Regions from separate parts of the Homo sapiens genome. Here region 2 is linked to region 1. Evidence: chromatin contacts called from ENCODE Hi-C or POLR2A ChIA-PET data. All regions are on one chromosome and are shown on one strand. The core of a region is the stretch at or near the end of the contact, and the rest is flanking DNA. Distances in the headings are between cores, read along the strand shown.

What was found. A loop is a pair of places that touch in the nucleus more often than their neighbours do. ChIA-PET counts read pairs that join two places held with the same protein, here RNA polymerase II (POLR2A). Pooled maps may share reads with other maps.
Region 2: a map of naive thymus-derived CD4-positive, alpha-beta T cell shows a loop between it and region 1 (4-fold over the local background). The contact joins the promoter of ZDHHC13 here to the promoter of SAAL1 in region 1. A Hi-C loop is called at or near these places in 1 of 168 maps with a recorded cell type or tissue (naive thymus-derived CD4-positive, alpha-beta T cell), 2 of 37 single-sample maps with no recorded cell type and 8 of 50 pooled maps. POLR2A ChIA-PET finds 5 or more read pairs at or near these places in 1 of 52 experiments (PC-9).

Annotation. Positions count from the first base shown.
Region 1 is chr11:18,104,547-18,108,042 of GRCh38, forward strand. SAAL1 (serum amyloid A like 1) reads right to left here and starts at 1,536. Exons shown (of 12, transcript NM_138421.3): 1 at 1,361-1,536. The coding sequence starts at 1,495. It also overlaps the pseudogene HIGD1AP5. RefSeq lists enhancers at 1,282-1,541, 1,692-1,741.
Region 2 is chr11:19,115,918-19,119,413 of GRCh38, forward strand. It overlaps ZDHHC13 (zDHHC palmitoyltransferase 13), which reads left to right and starts at 1,251. Exons shown (of 17, transcript NM_019028.3): 1 at 1,251-1,359. The coding sequence starts at 1,333. RefSeq lists silencers at 981-1,220, 1,271-1,350, 1,441-1,670.

The DNA.
Region 1 (3,496 bases), core at 286-2,785:
GGTAGCAAAAACGATGGACCAATGACCTATTCCTAGGAGAAGATGGGGAACCTTCCCTTAGGTGCTGATATTTAAGCTAAATTTTAAAGGAAGAATAGTAGTTTGTCATGTGAAGAAGGAGAGAAGTGAGTATTCAGAGGAAAGCACAAGAGTTCAGAGTTAAGAAAGGGCCTAGCATGTTTGGGGATGGTGAACAGTTCAGAGTTGATGGAACACAGTGTATCATGAGAAGATGAGGCTGGAAAATGTACAAACAGCCCTGGATTCCAAACTTCAAGAAACATGCATTTTTCTCCCAGGCAAAAAGAACTAAGAGCAGTATCATGAATAGCCCTGTCTTTAAAGAAGATTATTCTGGCAGCTGTGTAGAAAATTGACTGGAGAGGATAGACAATAGGAGGAGAGGAACCAATTAGGGAAACATGGGGGGAAGAAAACACATTTACTGACAGCCTCCTATAAGCCAAACACCATGCTAAGCACTCTGTTGCCATTATAATCTCACTTAACCTACACAATAACCTTATATATAATATAAATATTATAATCCCATTTTATAGAAATTAAGGGACAAATAGAGGTTCTGAGCCGTTAGGTGACCTGCAGCTAGTGGGTAAGGAAGCTGCGTTTTTTGTTTTTTTGAGACAGGGTCTTACTCCGTCCCCCAGCCTGGAGTGCAGAAGCTGGATCATAGCTCACTGCAGCCTCCAACTTCAGGCTCAAGCGATCCTCCAGCCTCAGCCTCCTGAGTCGCTGGGACTACAGGCGTGCACCGTCACGACCGGCTTTTTTTTTTTTTTTTTTTTAAGTTTGTAGAAACCAGGTCTATGTTGCCCAGGCTGGTCTCAAACTCCTGGCTCAAGCGATCCTTCCGCCTCGGCCTCCCAAAGTGTTGGGATTACAGAGGTGAGCCACCGCGCCTGGTCAGAAGCCACGTTTTTAATATAAAAGTTGTATAACCCTAAAGTCACCATTTATTCTATTACAACGATAGTCCATGAAATACATAAATTAAGGACCTGGGCTTCAGAAATGACAGTGGGGATGGGGAGCAAAACCCGAGGAATGCAGTTACACGATCATGTATTTTTGGAGAACTTGGGAAAGCAAAATAGAACGGCAAGTATTTCAGCATCCCTACCATTATACTTCCCTTTGTGTCGAGAGACCCCGAGGGGGCCCAGATAGTTTTGGGGTCCGCAGCGGCCGGCGAAACGCAAGGAGCAAGGTCCCGCAGCGCACGCCTGGGGAGGGGTCTTTGTGGGGATGGCGGCTCCCGGGGCAGGAGGATTCGCCAGAGGCGGAGCCCCGGTGCCTGGGGGATGTAGGGACACCCCACGCGTGGCGCGAGTTTCCACACCTGGATGAGTCCGCTGAGGACGCCGAAGAGCCAGTGTTTGCTGTAGACCGTGCTCCCTATGCAGTCTCCACCGGCCACCTCCTCCTCCTCCTCCTTGTCGCGACCCGGCGGCGGCGGCGAGGGGTTGCGGTCCATGACTTTGTCGCGTCCCGCGCTTGAAGGCCGTGCCGGAAGCTGCGGAGGAGACGACCGGCGCCCTAGTGCCAGAGCGCCCGGCGTACCCGGTGGGACTCCCCCTACAGCGCCATCTGCTGTTCGGAGCCTGGCCAGCTGCCAAGGCGGCTTGACCTCCCCCACCCCATCCTATCGAGGACCCTGGCACGAACATACTCATAATTATTTGTCACCCTCACTGAATCAGGTGTTCCATTTCTCCAGGAGCTCTTAGACTGATTGAAGAAGGAAGGGTGGGGAGCAGTGAGGAAGCCTCAGGAACAGATGTGAATCTCAAAGCTAGCGGACTTATTCTATTCGCCTTCTGATCTATGTTGCCCAGGCTGGTCTCGAACTTCTGGCTCAAGCAATCCTTCTGCCTCGGCCTCCCAAAGTGTTGGGATTACAAACGTGAGCCACCGCGCCTGGTCAGAAGCCACTTTTTTTATATAAAAGTTGTATAACCCTAATAATATAATCCTCTGATCTCTGGCCACTGTTGCCATTCCTAAAAATATCCGTAGGGGAAGCTGGATGGCTTGTGAGGGATTCCAGGGATCCAAAGTGATTCGAAAAACTAAAGAGGCACCATTTGTCCCCATTGGAATGGCAGGTTTTGCAGTAGTTGCTGCATACGGATTATACAAATTGAAAAGCAGGGGAAATACTAAAATATCACGTCACCTGATCCACATGCGTGTGGCAGTCCAGCTTTGTTGTAGGAGCAATGACTGTTGGTATGGGCTATTCCATGTATCCGGATTTCTATGCAAAACTTAAACCTTAGAAGAAGAGATGTTGTCTTTGTCTTGTTGGAGGAGCTTGACTCATTAATGAGTCATCTCATTATTGAAGTTACATGTTTATGTTGAACATAAATTATTTGGGTAGGTTCAGATGATACTACGGTATTTTGAATAGTCGCTTCCTTTCGTGTAGGCTTGATTTGCCTGGTGACCAAATTATTAGTGACTAGTTCACTAACTAGATCATTCCGGGGAGCCAAGTTAACACACAAGAAACACGTCACCTAAATGCGCTTGATGGTGTTAAAATGTCCAACTTCTTAAACTGTTAAGATGAAATTAATACTAAGGAAGATAGCAGGCCAATCCTGAAGTACTCCCAGTTTGCTGCAGAATCTTGCATGTTTCGAATGTTAAGAGTCCAATTTACTCCAGTTAATTTAACTTTTTTTCTGTCTGTCTTGTGGACTGGTTGGCTCTTTTAGAACTCTTTAAAAAAAAGTGCATGAAATATAACTTGTAAAGCCTCCTACAACTGACAGTATTGTGTGCGTGTGTTTAAACCGAATCTAGAAACCTTACAACAGACCTGCATAGTATTAGTATTGATTAAAGAACCACAATTGTAAACATGAGAAAACCTTAATTATGGATTTCAGTTTAGCACTTTTGTAATTGCAGAATTACATTTTTGCTGCTGTTATATTAGAAGAATTTTTCAGTGTCATCTTGAAATAGAAATGTGTATTTTAAGCACCCATGCAAAGGTAAATGAAAAACACTTCTTTCTCCATAAGAATCGTAAACATTAAACTAAAAAAATTACCTATGATGGAATTGATTTACAAGTACCCACTTTGATTTAATGGAATTAAATTTATAGATGATATAAGCTACTTCCACATGAAATTTCAAAAATATCAATATAATGACCAAACAGGAATGGAGACATGAAATTATTTATTTATTTATTTATTTTATTTATTTTGAGACGGAGTCTCGCTGTCGCCCAGGCTGGAGTGCAGTGGCGCGATCTCGGCTCACTGCAGGCTCCGCCCCTTGGGGTTCCCGTCATTCTCCTGCCTCAGCCTTCAGAGTAGCTGGGACTACAGGCTCCCGCCACCTCGCCCGGCTAATTTTTTTTTTGTATTTTTAGTAGGGACGGGGTTTCACCGTGTTAGCCAGGATGGTCTCGATCTCCTGACCTCGTGATCCGCCCGCCTCGGCCTACCAAAGT
Region 2 (3,496 bases), core at 1-2,500, 1.0 Mb after region 1:
AATGACACGCCTGTACATCCATCCATCCATCATTCATTAAAATTGTGCTGAGCATTTTCCATGTCCCAGTGCTGTGTTAGACACTGGGAGTTCAGAGATGGATCTGACATGGTTCCTATCCTCAAAGGGTTTGGGCTTTTGGGGGCAAGCCAGGGCTGACGTGCCCAAAGGACACAGACACTAAAGCAATAGTAATACATCTACGATTTTATTGTATCATAGCAATATTTTCCATGGAAAACCCAGCACTTTGTTGGATTTCTATTTATTTATTTTATGATTTAGTATTATTTTTATAAAATAAGGAAGTCATAATGTTTTCAGATCGTTTTCAAATTAGCTTCTAAAGGTCTTAATCTGGTTCCACTTGGCAACAGACACATCTAAGGAACCATTACAAAGAACTGTGTTAAGTGCTGGGCTAGAAAAACCCCAGTGTTTACTCGGGGCTGAAGTAGGAGAGCCCCACTGCCCCACTGGAACGCCCCAAGGGAAGGAGCCATCCCTAATGCTTGCTTCATAGACCTTCAAGCTGGACAGGGCTTAAATGCCAGCTCCTCCAGTGCCCTCCACAAAGGGTCGTGGAGGTCAGGGGGGAGGTGCACTTCAAGTGGGAGGCTCTCGCCCACTCCCCCTCTAGCCTGCGCCGTAGAACTCATTTTTTGTTTCATTTGAGGAAACAGAACCTCAGGCGGTAGAGGTGACTTGCCCAAGATCACGCAAATGGAGTGGAAAACATTTAAATAGCTAACATCTATTGATTCCTTTTTATATGTAACGCACGGGCTGAGGGGCTTTACATGCGTTTTCTCATTTAATCCTCCTGATAATTCCATGAAGTAGGTACCCTTATTTTCCTCATTTCACAGATGAGAAAATTGAGGTAAAATAAGAGACTTTCACAAGGTCATTTAGCAATTAAGTAGCCAAGTCCAGATTTGCTCTCAATAGATGGTGGTTGACGTTGGAATAACAGTCTGATCCTGACCCTGGACGCACATCTGGGGCCCGTGGCACCTGGGGCAGGGAGGGGCGCTCGGTCCTGGGCTGGGGCTGGGGGAGCGACCGGCACGGGCGGGCCGGGGGTGGAGCCTCTGGCGAGCTGTTCACAGCGGGCTTCCCAGGAGGTGAGAAAGTCCCGCCCCTAGCCGATGGAGGGCTGGGATTGGTTCTCCGGGACCGATTGACGGCTCAGGGCACGAGCGGGGACCGCAGCGGCGGAGGTGAGGGCGCCAGCAGGAAGTGGGAGAAGAGGCGACCCAAGGCGGGCTGGCGGGCTGGCGGCAGTCGCTACTTGCCTAGTAGCCTCAGCCGCTGTGGGCTCCTGGGGAGATGGAGGGGCCGGGGCTGGGCTCGCAGGTGAGTGCGGCCGGGCGGTGGCTGTCCTGGGGGCCGGGAGAGCGGCTGCAGCTGTGGAGGAAAGGATGGTGTGGGTGAGAGGCCGCTCGATGAGGGGGTTTCGGGAGCGGCGGGGCCTAGGTCTGGGAAGCGGGAGCCTGGAAACACCACGAACGATGCTGGAAATTGTCTCTGAGGCGACTGGGAAGAAAAGGCGAGGACTGAGGGGTGAGGGCCCGAGCCGGCCCCTCCAGCCTCCATCCCTGGCCAGGGCGCCCCCTGGGGCCGGTACCCGGAGCCCGGCGGGGACCTCTGTGGGCCTGGGGAGGGGACGATGGCCCTTCCCGGGAGAGGTGTCAGGTGACACACCTGATTCGGACCCGCCCGTCTTGACGTTGGCCCGGAGTCGGAGCGGTTCTGTTGATTTCTTTTTCAGCCCTGGCGTCTTAGCACCCGCCTTCACCCCACCCAGTCCAGTTTTCGCTCCTGTTTCCGCATCCTTGCTTACTCCTTGAAATAATTAAGGCTGCTTGTTTAGGATGGAGGAAAGGGGCGTGGAGAGGGGAGGTACACCACAGCGATCTGCAGAATCTCAAAGGACAATATTCCGTGGAGGAGGTGTTATATAAAAGCCAGACGGAGGTCCAAAGAAGCCAGGCGGGCCAGTCGGAGAAGTTACAGGAGGTAGATGTTGTCTCCAAGAAAACAAGATTTTTGTGCTTTTTGCTTATGGCCCTTTCCTAGTGCCTAGAGTACTGACTAGTATATTGTAGACGTTCACTTAATATTTATTGAATAAATGCAGAATTTCCAGGTTCAGCCAGTTTTAGTGAGTGCATAACCCATGTCAGATGCTTTCATATGCATTATTTTATTCCAGAATTGAAGCATCCTTAAGAAGATATTATCCCCATATACAGATGAGAACGAACACTAAAGCTGTCTTCAGCTGGAATCAGTTAGGCGGTAGATTCTCAGTTTGGGATGATTGGATTACCTGATCTCTAAAAACGTTTTTCCAGTCCCGAGAGTGTTCCTCATGCTTTCCCTTTCCCTTCTTTCAGCACGATCTTGTGTAGGTTTAAGTGAGGGACAAGATGTCTGGGGAAATGTCAAGGTGTTCTTATTGGTTATTCTTGAATTTTAACAGAAAAAAAATAGTTCTCAGGCAGACTGGATTTTACCAAAGGGTGTTGAATCTTCACATGGAAACAGCGCCTCATTCTTTTTCTCAGAGAGGCTCAAAGAAAAGTTGGTAGGAGTAACTATTATGTCTTAATTACTGCCACTCATTTACAGAAGGCTTCAAGTGCTTAAAGTTCACTCTCTCATGCTGAAGGGAAGATTAGCCTTGTCCCAGTTCCATGGCCTATAGAGAGGGAGAGAATGATTTGGTGGTTGAATTTAGTAGGGAAAGGTAGAGAGATCATTGTCGTTGTTAATAATAATTGCTCTTGTTCACTTTTTCAGTAATGTGAAGACCTCACCTATATATACTGCTTTGCAGTTTGCAAAATACTTCCCCATTTTTGATCCTCACTATAATCCTCTGAGGTGGGGAGAAATGATTATTCTGATTTTAGAAATGAGAACAGAGGCTCAGAAAACTGGAATCACTTGCTACAAGTCAAATAGCTGCTAAGTGATAGAGCCAAGACTTCAGTCGTTCATTCAGCAAATGTGTTTTGAATGTCTGCCAGGCACCGTTTTAGGTGCTGTGATAAATTAGTGAACAAAACAGACAAAAACATTACTGCTCTCATTGAATTTGGTTCTTTTGATTCCAAGATCGGTGCTGTTGGATTTTTGCCAGGATTTGCCTATACAATCAGGTCTGCAGTTTCCTTTCTGACCTCATCTTTTTTTTCTTTTTTCAGACAGAGTCTTGCTCTGTTGCCAGGCTGGAGTGCAGTGGCGCGATCTCGGCTCACTGCAATCTCCGCCTCCCGGGTTCATATGATTCCCCTGCCTCAGCCTGCCGAGTAGCTGGAACTATAGGTGCGGACCACCACACCCTGCTAATTTTTTGTATAGTAAGATGGGGTTTCACCATGTTGGCCAGGATGGTCTCGATCTCCTGACCTTGTGATCCGCCCGCCTCGGCCTCCCAAAATGCTGGCATTACAGGCGTGAGCCACCGCTCCCAGCCTGACCTCAT